2 separate regions of the Homo sapiens genome follow, and region 2 is linked to region 1. A link is a contact called in ENCODE Hi-C or POLR2A ChIA-PET data. All regions are on one chromosome and are shown on one strand. Each heading gives the region's core, a stretch centred on a gene start or an enhancer-like site at or near the end of the contact. The rest is flanking DNA. Distances are from core to core; before and after follow the strand shown. Region 1 overlaps PPP4R1 (protein phosphatase 4 regulatory subunit 1). Region 2 has its middle 26 kb from the start of LINC02856.

Evidence for each region. A loop is a pair of places that touch in the nucleus more often than their neighbours do. ChIA-PET counts read pairs that join two places held with the same protein, here RNA polymerase II (POLR2A). Pooled maps may share reads with other maps.
Region 2: a map with no recorded cell type shows a loop between it and region 1 (7-fold over the local background). The contact joins two enhancer-like sites. A Hi-C loop is called at or near these places in 3 of 168 maps with a recorded cell type or tissue (IMR-90, endothelial cell of hepatic sinusoid and heart left ventricle), 5 of 37 single-sample maps with no recorded cell type and 6 of 50 pooled maps. POLR2A ChIA-PET finds 5 or more read pairs at or near these places in 12 of 52 experiments (Caco-2, H1, HEK293 and 8 more).

The regions. Positions count from the first base shown.
Region 1 is chr18:9,590,819-9,598,686 of GRCh38, forward strand. PPP4R1 (protein phosphatase 4 regulatory subunit 1) reads right to left here. Exons shown (of 20, transcript NM_001042388.3): 3 at 4,200-4,335; 4 at 2,950-3,056. Among named protein-coding and RNA genes, the nearest start is that of PPP4R1, 20 kb to the right of the region's middle. Within about 2 kb of position 4,258, at least 3 of the 41 ENCODE cell types and tissues checked have a DNase peak (open chromatin) inside an H3K27ac peak, as active enhancers do.
Region 2 is chr18:9,668,642-9,676,509 of GRCh38, forward strand. No RefSeq gene overlaps it. Among named protein-coding and RNA genes, the nearest start is that of LINC02856, 26 kb to the left of the region's middle. RefSeq lists an enhancer at 4,760-4,809. Within about 2 kb of position 4,735, at least 16 of the 41 ENCODE cell types and tissues checked have a DNase peak (open chromatin) inside an H3K27ac peak, as active enhancers do.

The DNA.
Region 1 (7,868 bases), core at 3,008-5,507:
ATTTATGACTTTGAGATTGGAAAAAATCTCAAAGAAGACACAAACGGCATGACCCATAAAGGAAAAACACTTCTCTTCTGCAAGAAGCATCACGGAGTGCAAAGAGAAGCCACAGAGTGAAAAAGATATCTTTAATACACATAAATGACATACGGCTCATATGCAGAATGAATTCCTGTAAATCTGTAAGAAAATGACTACCAATTTTTTAAAGGGGGAAGAGACTTAGACATTTCAAAAAAGAAGAAGCCAGGCATGGTGGCTCATGTCTGTAATACCAGCACTTTGGGAGGCTGAGTCAGGTGGATCACTTGAGGTCAGAAGTTCAAGACCAGCCTGGCCAACACGGAGAAATCCCATCTCTACTAAAAATACAAAAATTAGGCAGGCATGGTGGTGCATGCCTGTAATCCCACCACTCGAGAGGCTGAGGCAGAAGAATCACTTGAACCCAGGAGAAGAAGGTTGTAGTGAGCCAAGGTCATGCCACCACACTCCAGCCTGGGTGACAGAGTGAGACTCCATCTCCAAAAAAAAAAAAGATACCCAAATAGCCAGTAAGTGTATAACCAGGTATGAACTTCACTGGTTACTGAGGAAATGCAAATTACAACCACAATGAGATACCACTATACATCCATCCATTCCGGGGGAAAATAAAAGCAGATGGTAAATTTTGGGGAATAAAAAAATCAAGATAAAAGCTAATGAAAGGTAAGGCAGAAGACCGAAAGGTTCTCAGCTGCTTATTTGTCTAAACTAAGGATACATATTTCATTCACTTCAGAGCTATGTTATTATTCAATAGTCTTTATCTTACCCAGCTATCACAATAAGCCCAGTCCTAAAAATTAGAAACCTCAGGGTCAAATCCTCTCTCTTCCTCACTCTATCCAGAGGTTAGCCTTGGAATCCCTCCTAGTACTTCAATTTCTATCCAACAATTCATCCTTATAACAATTAACTGGCTGGTCACGGTGGCTCATGCCTGTAATCTCAGCACTTTGGGAGCTTGAGGCAGGTGGATCACTTGAGGCCAGAAGTTCCAGACCAGCCTGGCCAACATGGTGAAACCCCTTCTCTACTAAAAATACAAAAATTAACTGGGTGTAGTGGCACATGCCTGTAATCCCAGTTATTCGAGAGGCTGAGGCAGGAGAATTGCTTGAACCTGGGAGGCAGGGGTGGTTGCAGTGAGTGGATATCACGCCACTCTGCTCTAGCTTGGGCAACAGAGCGAGACTCTGTCTCAAAAACAAAAACACCCAATTAATTGGTATAGTCTTCCAATCAAGTCTTCTTGTCACCCATCTTTTTCACCATATCAGTTCATACTGCTACACTACACTGTTCTAAATCACAAAAAGGTAAAGTCATCAGCATGGTTTATTATAAACCTTTACAATCTAGCCCTCACCTAACTTACTTAACAGCCTAATTTTTCTAACCTGGAAACTCAGCAGGTTAGTCTCATTGTCAGGTTGGCCTCATTGTTGACCAAAGGGGCCACCATCTTGAACTCCTTTCTCTATCTTTTCCCCTCCTGGGTATGCCCTTTTCCCTCTCTATACCTCATCTATCAAATCCAACTTAAATGTCACTAACTTTCTGAAGCCTGCCCCGATCCTTCCCATTATAATTTATTGTTTATATGTTGGCTGCATTCACTAAACTGTTAACTTGATGACACAAATCCTTGTTCACCTTAATAACTGCTCTAGCATTTAATCTAGAACCTGGTATAGAGTATGTACTGTTTGATGTATACTGAATGAATGGAATTATGTCAATAGAGACATTTACTATGAATTTACCAATGTGAGAACATATTTTAAAATACACACACACACACTTACAAAAAAAAAAAAAACTCTGGAGCTGGTAAACAGGTAAAGGAAAACACAAATCTATCCTTAAAGAGTATCTGTCTCTACTAAAGAACATAACCATAATAGGCTATAACAGTGCCATGAATTTATGTTAAATTGTTATTTAACTTAAATCAAATTAAAAAAATAAGTAAAAATTATGCTTGATGAGACCCCTCCTAAAACCATTCTAGAACAAGCACATACATAAGCAATTATGTACACAAAGGTAGATTATTGCTCAGTTAAGCCTACAAATGTTCTGCCCACCCTGTAAGAATATTAGAAACATTTAAGGCTTATGTAAACATTTAACACATTCCCATTAAAATGAACTGTTCATCAAAAGATGAGCTTGTCTAAAAATTAAAAAATAGGGCTTGCTGAGATGCCAAAAAGTCTGTCAGAGGTAGAAAATATACTTTAATAAAGATAATAGATTTAAGGGAAAAAGTTTTAAGATTTTTGGATGGTTTCTAAAATCAAGTATAAAAATATGTTTAATATTACCTTAAAATAGTTTTATGTGTTAAGTTTTAAGTATATTTTACTACAACAAAAGATATATTTATAAAAACTTTAACATCACCATTTTCTAAGCCTTAAATCAAGTTTACCTCTTTCTTAAGCAGACTTTCTTATCTTCACTTTGGAGATAAACCAGCTTTAGTTTTACAAATGGTTAATCAACATTTTTTTGCAAGTGAGAAACCACACAGAAAGCAAGCTTTCTATAGTTGCCTAAAATAATTTACAGCCTCCTCCATCTCTTTTAATGTATTCAAAATTATTCTATATATTTTTATTAATCCTAAAATATTACTATACATGATGCAAAACAATGTTTTTAGATTTGTTTTGATGAGAAATTTCTAAAATTAAACTAAATGAGCCCACTGTAAAATGTCCAGGTCTCAGTAACAAATTTTACTTTTGTTGTCACTGATGGGTTTGATAATTACTTAGGAAATATTTTAAAGCTATCTCATATCACATTAACTTGTTCATTAGTTTTTAGAAACACAAATTTGATCAAAGAAGCCTTTCTAGAATAGAGTAAATTCACTTTCTCCACATATACCTGAATCATCGGCCAATCTGCTAATTCTTTCCAAAACAGCAATACAATCTCTTTCATCATCGCAGACTTCCCTCAAGGTATCGAGCAAACTCCGGGCCACCATTTGTCTACACAAAAAAAACAAAATTATGTATGTTCAATGGCATCAATAGCTAATATCCAGAATTTTAATTTTTTGAGACAGGGCCTCATTCCTGTTGCCCAGGCCGGAGTGTAATGGTGTGATCACGGCTAACTGCAGCATTGACTTCCCTGGCTCAGGTAATCCTCCCACCTCAGCCTCCTGAGTAGCTGAGACTACAGGCATGCACCACCACACCTGGCTAATTTTTAAATATCTTTAGTAGAGATGCTGTTTCACCATGTTGCCCAGGCTGGTCTCAAACTCCCGGGCTCAAGCAATCCACCTGCCTTGGCCTCCCAAAGTGCTGGGATTACAGGCATGAGTCACTGCACCTGGCCGATATCTAGAATTTTAAAAGACAAAATCTGTATATTTTTTAAGAAAATTTTTTCTTATTACATTATTAAAACATATATTAGGTCTATAATTTCCTAAGTGGCAAACGGCAGTATTGATTTTATTTTAACAAGATGAGACTGAATATTTACAACATTTTTTTTTAATCTTTATCTAACTGATTTGGTAAAAAGTCACCAAAAATTCATTTCAGTTGTCCTTCAATTATCACAATGAAAAAACACACTCATTCATTATACAAAATGTTACCCTTACATATTTTTAGTAGTATGAGTTTTGCATAGCTATACCCAAAAAATCTGAACCAAGACTTTTTGATTTCCCAGAAAAGTGTGATATAGGTGGTCTGGGATCATGGCTGGACAAACACAATGCAGTAGGAAGAGTGCTGGCTCTTGGTCACTGCTGTGTGACCCAATGATCTTGAGCATCACCCGTCATACAGCAGGTATACAACATCATGTGTTGAAGGAATAATGTACTTCCCAATAAGCAATTTATATGAATACCAAAATTATGTCCAGTGGCAGAAAAGCAATGGTAATTAATGGTAATTTTTTTTTTTGCAAAGAAAGCATGTTGTATGCTTACTAGGATCAAAGAATAAACAAGTACAAAACTGCTCATGCTGTGATTATGAATAAAACTTGGTGACTCAGATTGTGCCTGTTAATAATACCTCCTTTAAAGTGGATACTTTCATTTTCCCTACTGAAGTTAATAAAACCACCCTTCCACTTCCACTTTAACAAAAAGAATATGCACATACCTGTTAAATATGTTCTCACTTGCAGCATACTTGTCCAATCTCCCCAGGGGCGTCAACATTTCATCTTGTGAGACAAAGTCCAGGGCTGAAGGTATAATAATCACATCAGACTCTGAGCTGTAGTCATCCACACCAACTATCAGAGACATCAGAAATACTCCTTATAACACTTTGAAACTAAAATGTACCCCTTGCCTGTCTGAAGCAGTACAAATCTGTTTCTGGAATGGTACAAAAAAAAAATCACAAGAGACTCTCAGAATCAATCCAGAAGCCACAAATAACTAAAAGATACCTCCTCTCCTTTTCCTACAGATATGTTCTACTTGGCTCTATAAGCACAAAGTTCTACTTGGCTCTAAAAGCACAAAGGTCAGAGGCTACAGAAACTCAGTATGCAGGAAAGTGACCAGTCTTGAGAACATGTTCAATCAAGACACTAACAACTTGTGAATAGGCACACAAAAAGTCAAGCACCAATATAGTTAGTCCTGCAATGTGGAAGATAAAGCTAATGAAACTGGTATCTAACTTCACTTAATAGAAGAAAGCTAAAAACATTAATATATTTACATTCATTAAACAAATATTTATTAAATACATTTGTGCCAAGTACTAGGGTAGATGCTGGAGAAACAACAATGAAAATACTAATGTTTCTGACTTCAAAGAGCTAATATTCTACAGAAAACAATCTACTTTAAAATGATCATTGTAATAAAAGTATGTATTAATACAAACTAAAAGGCCAGACACCCATTCAAGCTGCAGGAGAAGGAAGAGAAGACCAAGAAAGAATGGCTAAAAACTAACCAAAAGGTAATTATTTCAAAGGAACCAAGCAATGAGTGAAAGTATGATTAAACAGCATCTACTACCAAAGGAGTCAAGGAAGAACTGAAAGGTGCCCACTGAATTTGGTACTTTTGTGCCATGCTGTGTGACAAGGGCAATTTTCCATTGCATGAAAGCCGAGAAGCCAAACCTGACTGAAGAGGTAAAGGAAAATATAATAAAGTGAAGACAATGAATACAAAATATACTTTCCAGAACTGTGGCTGTGATATAGTAAACTGGATTAGATTACTAGCCAGGGCATTCAAGCAAAATAAAGATTATTTATTTTGTTCTGTTCCTAATGTTTAAAAGAAGACAGAGTTGCACATGGTTATATAATGAAAGTAAACAGTCAACAAATAAATATAAATTGAAGTTTTAGCAATAAGAAAATATTACTGATGGAAACACCATGGGGTTGGAAAGGATGCGATCCAGAGGTAAATCAGGGCCTTTCCCAAAGCCCTAAGAGCTTTCCAAGAAATTTTTATTATTATTTCCTGGCACTTCCTATTCTATCCCCTGCATTACTTGATTTACTTTCTCAATAGTGCCTGTCAACATCTGGTACGTATTAGTTGTTTTACTTATAGTCTGTCTCTCTAGAGTAAGTTATTGGCTCCATGAGGACAGAAATTTTTATCCCATACACTGCTTCATCTCCAGGATATTTCCAGGCACAAAGTAAGCATTTAAGTATTTTTGAAACAAATAAATCTGTTCATCACTCACAATGAGATTTTGTCGTTGCTCCTTTAGCTCTTAAGAGAGAAAAAGAAAACCACCTAAGAAACTCCTCCCAAATGTTGCTATATGAGAGACAGAAAAGATTCATCATTTCCTGATGAACTGTTATTGCTGTTAGGGCATTTTAAAATGCTTGTTTTTAAAGTAAATGTGTATATACCATGGGCCCATCTTACAGAACTGACTACTTTAAACAGATAACATTTTTACTCCCAACAGAACATTATCAAAAAGAGAACACAACAGTTCCTTTTGTTAAAATAAAAATAACTTCTGTACTTAAAGAACACTTAAACATGATCTTCCACTTTTGACAAAGGATGGATTAACAGGAACCAACTTAACCCTCACACCTTAAATGGTAAATAAATAAATAAAATGACAGAGCCAGGCATGCTGATAGTGTCTGTAGTCCCAGCTACTTAGGAGGCTGAAGCAGGAGGACTGTTTGAGCACGGGAGGTCGAGGGTGTACTCTTCTATAACTGCATTTGTGAATAGCCACTGCACTCTAGCCCCTGAGAAACACAGTGAGACCCCCATCTCTTAAAAAAAAGATAAAACATACGAAGCCATGGTTTCAGACACTGGACAAAAGACAGTACTGGACAGTGATCTCTGAGAAAGAGAGGACAAATGAAATGAGCCCTATATTCCTCCAGCTAACTTCCTGGAAATAATTTCCAGAGCACTAGGAGGGTCCAAATATAATCCCAGCAGACTCCTGGAGTTGAGGAGACAGAGTTGAGAATTCAGGGAGGCCAAGGCAGCTAGAATTGGCAGAGGGAGAGTATCAGAGAGGAGGGACCTTCACAGAGAAAGAACTTTAGAAAGCTGCAGAAAGTCCCTTTGAGTCTTTAGGTGAGTATTGAAACAGTTTATGTGTGTGAGGAAACTAGTCGGTATTCTGGGAAAAATAATTACCTGAAACGATCAAGTGAACGAATCCTCGATTATCACAAAGGACAAGGACTAGTTTATGTCTCCAACAACAAAAATTTTAAAAATTCTAAAATAAATGAGGCAAAACGCCTAAGAAGTGGCAAATAATTCTCCTGGTTTTGCCTAACAAAGCTTAACAGGCTTCAAAAGAAACAAACTATCTCCAAGAAACTGTGTCACAGAACAAAACTCGAGTATGTAAATGAATATAAAAATAGCTAGCACTCAACAAGGTAAACTCTACAATGTCTAGCATCCAATAAAAAATTACTAGGCACACAAAAGGCAGGAAAATACAAACCATGAGGCAAAAAATTCTACAACAGAAACAGACCCAGGACAAAAAATATAGAATTAGCAGATAAGAACATTGAAAGTTATTTTAACTATATTCCATACATTTAAGAAGGCAGAAAAAAAGAGCATGTTAAGAACAGAGATGGAAGATGATACGAAAGACCTAAATTGATCTTTTAGAGATGAAAAAAAGATATGAAAAATACACGGGATGGGATCAAGAGCAGATTAAACATTATAGAGGAAAAAATGTGTTACCTTGAAGAAAAAGGGTAAGAAAAATATCCTAAATGAAACAGAAAAAATATGGGGGAGGAAGAGAATTAAGCATCAATCAATTGTAGGAAAACTCCAAGCATCCAAATATATGTGCAAATGGAGTCCCCAAAGAAGAATGGGAGATATAAAATATATTTGAAGAAATAATGGACAAAATTTTCCCAAATTTGGTAAAAACTATCAATCTACAGACAGATTCAAGGGGTTCAATGAAACCCATGAGCAAGAAACATGAAGAAAAGTATACCAAGGCACAATATAATCAAATTGCTTAAAGCTAGTGATAAAAACTTTCAGGCAGCCGGAGAAAAACTCATGTTACATAGAGAAAAACAAAAGAATGATAGGAGACTTTTCCATCTAAAATACAAGCCAGAAGACATTAACATCTTTCAAGTACATAAAGAAAAATACCTACAACTCCATACCTAAGAAACAAGACATCTTTCAAATATGAAGCTGAAATAAAGATTTTTTTCAGCCACACAAAAACTGACATCATCAACAGCAGACATGCACTATAGGAAATAATAAAGCAAACCATTCCAGCAAAAGGAAAATTACACCA
Region 2 (7,868 bases), core at 3,485-5,984, 78 kb after region 1:
CACACTGGGATTACAGCAATAAGCCACTATGCCTGGCCTGTTTTTGTAATTTCAAACTATGTCAGGGTTCTCTCAGAATGACTGACTTTGTATTAGTCTTCTAATGTAACTGTCTTCCACTGGTTAATATTTTATTAATACTTCACTGCTATCATACATGACAGGTGTCAGTTTATTTTTCTGTGTTTTTGTCAGGTTTTTATGTTAGTGTTAGGGTATCTTTTAATGAAATGAATTGTTTCATTTTCCATTTTTTTCCTTTTTTAGGGGAGAGTTCTCTTATTAGTCAGGGTTCTCCAGAGAAACGGAACCAATAGAATACATAGAGCCCAAGAATTGGGTCTTGAGATTATGGAGGTCCTAAAATCCCCTGATCTACCATCTGCAGGCAGAGAACCAGGAAGACCTGTGCTGTATTTCAGGGGAGGCAGTCATGTAAGTTCCAGTTCAACTCTGAAGGCTCAAGAACCATGAGTGCGGATGGCTGAAGGCAGCAGGAGATGGAGGTCCCAGCTCAAACAGGAAGCAAATCCACCTTCCTTCCTCTGCCCTTCTTGTTCTATTCAGGCCTTCAATGGATTGGACAATGCCCCCTCATGCTGGGGAGGGCCAACTGCTCTACTCAGTGTAGTTCACATGGTACCCTCCTCCAGAACACTCTCACAGACACCCAGAAGTCATGTTTCACCAGCTATCCAGGCAACATTCAGCACAGTCAGACTGACGCAGAAAATTACCCAGCACATCCTCCACCGACTTGTTCATTTTTGTTTCTAGCAGTGTTGTTGTTGAGGCTTTTTTACCCCCTTTTTCTCGTTTACTATGATGATAAACTGTTGAGTTTTTACTCAATATGCTTCAATCTTCTCTTCAAGCTAGTTCCTGTGTCCTTTGGCGTTAACCTTGTAGTCTCAGAGATTTCTTGCTTTCTGATATAAGAGATTCAGGGTTGGGCACAGTGGCTCACACCTGTAATTCCAGCACTTTGGGTGGCTGAGGTAGGAGGATTGCTTCAGCCCAGGAATTTGAGACCAGCCTAGACAAGATGGCAAGACCCTGTCTCTACAAAAAATTTAAAAATTAGCTGGGTGCAGTGGCATGTACCTGTAGTCCTAGCTACTTGGGAGGCTGAGGCTCAAGGGGACCACTTGAGCCCAGAAATTGGAGGTGGCAGTGAGCTATGATCATTCCACTGCACTCCAGGCTGGGTGACAAAGTGAGACTCCCATTGCTTTCTTTACTTTTTCTTTTTTTTTTTTTTTCAGACAGAGTCTCGCTCTGTCGCCCGGGCTGGAGTGCAGTGGCAGGATCTCGGCTCACTGCAACCTCCACCTCCTGGGTTCAAGCAATTCTCCTGCCTCAGCCTCCCGAGTAGCTGGGATTACAGGCGTGTGCCACCACACCCAGCTGATTTTTGTATTTTTAGTAGGGACGGAGTTTCACCCTGTTGATCAGGCTGGTCTCGAACTACTGACCTCAGGTGATCCACCCACCTCGGCCTCCCGAAGTGCTGGGATTACAGACATGAGCCACTGTGCCTGGCTGAGACCCCCATTTTTAAAAAAAGAAAAAAAAAAGACATTCAATATTTCTTTATGCCTGTAGTCCCAGCACTTTGAGAACAGTCTGGACAACATAATGAAACTCCGTCTCCACAAAAAATATAAAAATTAAACAGGTGTGGTGGCATAAGCCTGTAGTTCCAGCTACTCGGGAGGCTGAGTGGGGAGGATAGCTTGAGCCTGGAAGGTAGAGGCTGTAGTGAGCCAAGATCATTCCACTGCAATCCAGCCTGAGTGAAAGAGTGAGACAGTGTCTCACAATAAAAATACACACATAAATAAAAAAGTATTTCTCCAAGAAGCCCTGGTTCCTTTCCATGGAAAATGGTGTTTAGAGACCACAAAATGAATGCTAGATATACTTACTGCTACTGTATTGCCATGGCTTCTAGGCCTCTCAAGCTTTCAGAGCTGGGAAAAGCCTATTAATTTTTTTTTTCAAAAGGGATATACATCATGAGTTCATACTTACTTTTTTTTTTCTTTTTGAGATGGAATTTCACTCTTGTCACCCAGGCTGGAGTGCAATGGCACTATATCGGCTCACTGCAAACTCCGCCTCTTGGTTTCAAGTGATTCTCCTGCCTCAGCCTCCTGAGTGGCTGGAAATACAGGCGCCCACCACCATGCCCAGCTAATTTTTTTTGTATTTTTAGTAGAGATGGAATCTTGCTATGTTGCCAAGGGCTGGTTTCAGACTCCTGGCCTCAAGTGATCCTCCTGCCTTGGTCTCCCACAGTGCTGGGATTGCAAGCGTGGGCCACCACACCCAACCCATACTTTTCAATTCAAATTAAATATTTCATGGTTTTTATTTTGTAATTTTATATTTATATCTTTTCCCTCTTACATCATATAGCTTGGTTCCTAATAAAATTAACTTAATTATTTCATATGTAGAGATAAAGATAAATAGATTACGTGTCCATGTGTGTGTGTGAGCACACATGAATGTATATAATGGTGGCTTAATAATGTGTCAATTTGGTTAAACAGAACTACATTTTCCAGAATTCCCTTCCTGGTAGACGTTTGGTTAGAGTTGGACACAGGGAAATTTGTGAGATTTGAAAGGCAGCAGTCAAGAAGTAGCAGTGCTCACCCTCTGAATGTTGGGCTAGGCTAGGCCCTGTTGGAACTCATGGCATGTGCAGGCCTGCCGGCTCCTCTGTTGTGCAGACAGAGTCCGGAGGCAGAATCCTCCAGGCCCCATGTGATCTCTTCCTGCAGCTTCTCCAAGTTCTGGGCCAGGTGTGAAGACAGGAGAGGTAGCAGTGGGGTGAGGCAAGGGAATTTCTGCTCGGCCCCATTTCACATGCATTTTTCCTTCCTGACCACGGCCTTATGACTTCAGGCTCAGTGTCAGGCGTAAAGAGCCAAACGGAGGCTGTCTAGCCAGCTCCCACAACTGTGTAATGTCAAATCCCTTTAGGAATCCTTCATGCTCTATTATTTCTAGCGATTCTGCTTCTCTGATTGCATCCTGGCTAGTATTTACGTATATACATCATACATACAATGTGTATATCTTTCTGTGTGTATGAAATAATTTTAAAATATCAATACTAACATTACTACTAATATCAACATAATTTAAGATTTCCTTGTGATTCTTTTTGTCTCCAACACAATATATTTAGATAAAACATCTTTCCTCCCTGATCTGAAATGTTGCTTATGTCTTATACTAAATTTCTATATTTCTTTTGGTCTAGTCTGGACATGATGTTCCAGATGATCTTCTTTTTATTCATTTTTTTTTTTTAAAGGCAGCATCTCACTCTGTTGCCCAGGTTGGAGTGTGGTAGCACAGTCATGGTTCGCTGCAGCCTTGAACTCCTGGACTCAAGTGATACTCCCTCCTTAGCCTCCCAAGTAGCTGGGACTACAGGTGCATGCCACCATGCTTGGCTGATTTTCGTATTCAAGTGTCAGTACCACACAATTTTAATCACTGTAGCTTTAAAATATATTAAAATATCTGATAGGGCCACTCTCCTCTTATACCATTTTTTTAAGATTTTGTCTGACCTTTATTGTTTGTTTGTCCTTCCTATGAAATTTAGAATTCATCAGTTTACTTTTAAAAATCCTGTTGATAGTTTTATTGGTAACATCAGTTTTGATCACTTATATTTTCTTAGAAAATTATCTATTCCACACACAGTAAATGTTTTTTTCACCAAAATCTCACTTATTAACTTACTGTTTAACAACAAATGTATGTTGACTCTCCTCTTGTTTTCTTGGTAACATTTGTACACAAATTGTCTATTTTCTTCAGCGAACCAGCTCTTGGATTTGTCTACCAAATGTGTTGTTTTATGTTTTCTAATTTATCCATTTTTTGCTCTTGACTTTATAATTTTTTCCCTTTGTTCCTTTTAGGAAAAAATAAATTAGAAGAAAAAAATCATTGTATATAAGAAATACCTGTTTTCAATGTAAATGAAGGTTTTATTTTTCATTTATTCACTGAATAATTTTTAAAGCCTCCATGTTCTGAATTTGGTACTAGCCAGTAAGAAAATAAAAATATCCTTTATATAGGGAAATAGAAATCATTCCAGCATATAAATGCTATCAGAGTCTCAGGAATGCTTTTCTGGAACATTCCAAAGCTGAATTGGCAGGCTCTGGCTTTTCTCTGGCTCGCATCCTCACCACCTGGATGGTTTCCCTAGTTATGATCTCCCTACCCATAATGGAACAAGAGTTCTTAGAACTGGGGTCGGCTGGGCACAGTGGCTCACGCCTGTAATCCCGTAATCCCAGCACTTTGGGAGGCTGAGGCATGGGGATCATGAGGTCAAGAGATGGAGACCATTCTGGCCAACATGGTGAAACCTGGTCTCTACTAAAAATACAAAAATCAGCCAGGTGTGGTGGCACACACCTGTAGTTCCAGCTACTCGGGAGGCTGAGGCAGGAGAATCGCTTGAACCCGGGAGGCGAAGTTTGCAGTGAGCCGAGATGGCGCCGCTGCACTTCAGCCTGGTGACAGAGTGAGACTCTGTCTCAAAAAAAAAAAAAAAAAAAAAGAGAGCTGGGGTTAATCATTCACCTGCATTGACCTGAGATGCCTTAGTCATGGTTAGTTCTCCCACACTTGTTCTTCAGAAACCTCTGAAACCACACCCTTGTGAGGTAAGAGGCCTTCCAGTCAACAAGTCATGCAGTTCTCTAGCTACCAGGGAAACCTGATTAGATACTAATAACAGGAACCTCTCGGCCAGATGGCATCCACTCACCTCTGTGCAGGGGTCAGGCATTTTAGTGTGCACTTCCTCAAACAGTCTAACCATTTCTCTTATGTGTTGTGCATGGTGTCAACCAGAACGAAAACTTCCCACTCTACAAGTGTATAAGGCAGTAAAAGATGCTGCTTTCACCTATGAGTTTCTGTAGCACACATGCTTCCTCTTCATGGCTTGATACCAGCACGGTGGATCCCACAAGGGCGTTTTAGCTTAGAGTCACTGCCCTCTAATGTTAGAGGTTAGAAATCACCCAGAGGCTGGTCCAACCTCTTTGCAAAGAGCAGATTGCTCAAGGACACAGGCATCTGGGAGAAGAGGGTGGTTACACACCCTTATTCCCAACACTTGCCATTCCCATCATGCCCCATATTTCTCATCTGTCAAAAACAGGAAGCAATAGCGTTATTGAATACTATTAGTGTGAGTACTAAAGAAGAAAATATATAATGTGCTTAGTGCAGTCACTATACAAAATTTAGGAAGTGTAGGCTTAAAAAATATTTTATTAAAAATGAGGTTTCACTGTGTTGCTCAGGTTGCACTAGAATTTCTGGGCTCAAGGGATCCTCCCACCTCAGCCTCCCACGTAGCCGGGACTCCAGGCACAACACCATGCCCTGCAGTGTAGGCTTACATTTTAAAAAACGTTTCATCTGGAATCTTCAACACTTCAATAGTCATGGTGTCCCTGTGTTCCTAGAACCAGATGGTAAAGAAAATAGAACAGTCTTGGGTTGCAAAAATTTAGGTATTTATCTCAGAAAACCAATGAGCTGGCTACATTTTTTTCTGCCTAAAAAATGTTCAGAGGTAGCAATCTGGCTGTAATCAGAGATGTATTTCATAGCAAACTTAGAGTTTTTACTTGGATATCATGTTAACTTGCATAGCATCTAAAACAGCACAGATTTTTATTCAATTTGCATAATATTGAGAAAAAGGTCAACTTTCCATACAAAAAATATCATTTTTGTGGATTACCGCTGGGAGGTGCTATGAAGGTAACAGGGTAGTTAAAGCCCTCTCTGGAATTCTTTTCTTCCACTACTGAACATCTTTGTGGTTTCTCTTAAAACAATTCAAAGCAGCAAACGTTTTTAACCAAAGCTTTAAATAAATTAAGCCCTGGGCCATTTTACAACTTATTTTCTACTCTCCCGCCTTCCAGCATGAGCTTAACAAGAAAATTTCAGTATCGAGTTCATAGAGTTTTTACCGTGGTGTATCCTCTGGTGACCTTTCAGTATTCATCTGACATTAAGCAATTGGAAGTCCTTGTCTGAACCAAGGATCGGTGGACTTTTTGGCACCAGGAGTTTTCCTCTTCAAAAATAATAGATGGGGCCACGGTCTATTGAAAATACATGGGGAAAAATGAAGTCCCCCTAAAAATGAGAATGTTAGATGCTAAAAAGAGATAAAAAAAACCTATCCAGATATGATAGGAAATAGTACTGGCTAAGGAGGACTTGAAATAGCTTTTGACTACCATCTTCTGCTCCTTAAACTGGTTACCCAGTGTGGCTCACCCCGATGTCGTTTGAATATCCTCTTTTTCCACATAGATGAGACTCCAAAAGAATGTGCAGTGAATGGACAATGCCTGTGCCTCTGCTTATGTTGAGACAATGACCAATGTTGGTTGCTTGTATTTGGAGCACAGTGAGGAGTGGGCAGTGGATTTGGCAGACGTAGCGCAATTTGTTTATCCATTCACCTGTTGAATTTGGGTTGTTTCCCATTCGGGGCAATTAGAAATAGAGTGCTCTGAGCATGTGCGTTTGTTTCTCTTGATAAATACCTAGGAGTGTAGTGTCTGTCTCATATGGCAGGTGAATGTTTAAGATTTTAAGAAAATGCCAAACTCTTTTCCAAAAGGTTTGTAACATTTTACATTCCCACCAGCAGTGTATGAGGATTCCAGTTGCTCTATATCTTCACCAGTACTTGGAATGATCTGTCGTTTTTTTTTTGTTTTGTTTTGTTTTTGAGACGGAGTTTCCGCTCTTGTTGCTCAGGCTGGCGTGTGATGGTGCAATCTCAGCTCACTGCAACCTCCGCCTCCCAGGATCAAGCAATTCTCCTGCTTCAGCCTCCCGAGTAGCCGGGATTACAGGCATGTGCTACCACGCCCAGCTAATTTTGTATTTTTAGTAGAAATGGGGTTTCTCCATGTTGGTCAGGTTGGTCTCGAACTCCCGACCTCAGGTGATCCATCTCAGCCTCCCAAAGTGCTGGGATTACAGGCGTGAGCCACCGTGCCAAGTCAGAATGATCAGTCTTAACTTTAGTCATTCTAATAGGTGGGTAGTGGAACCTTACTGGGGTTTTAATTTGCATTACTTTAATGTGTAGTGATGTTGAATATCTTTTCTATTGAATATTTGTTTGCTATTGATATCTTCTTTAGTGAATCTTTGTTCAGATCTTTTGTCCATTTTTAAATGTTTTTTCCTGAGTTTTGAAGGTTTTTATATATTCTACATACAAGCTATTTGTCAGATATGACTTGCAAATATTTTCTCTGAGTCTGTAGCTTGGCTTTTCATTCACTTAACGCTGTCTTTTGAAGAGCAGAAACTTTAAATGTTAATAAAGTCTAATTTATCAGTTTTTTTTAATAGGTCACGCTTTTGGTGTTATATCTCAAAATCCTTTGATTAACCCAAGATCAGATAGATTTTCTTCTATTGTTTTTCTAGAAGTTTAATACTTTTAGGTTTTGCATTTACATCTGATTCACTTTGAGTAATGTTTTGATTATGGTGTCAGGTATGGAACAAAATTCTTTTTTTTCCATATGGATATCCAGTTGTTTCTTAGGGGGAAAGAATTTAGTCTTTCTATTAAGTATGATGTTAGTTGTCGGTTTTTGAAGATGCCCTTTATCAGGTTGAGGACATTTCCTTCTATTCCTAGTTTGCCAAGAGTTTTTAACAAGAGTGGCCATGATATATTACTACTTGAAAGTGGACTGTGATGGGTTAAATATGTCAAGTTGGTTGATTGTGTTTTTCAAGTCTTCTATACACTTACTTTCTGTTTA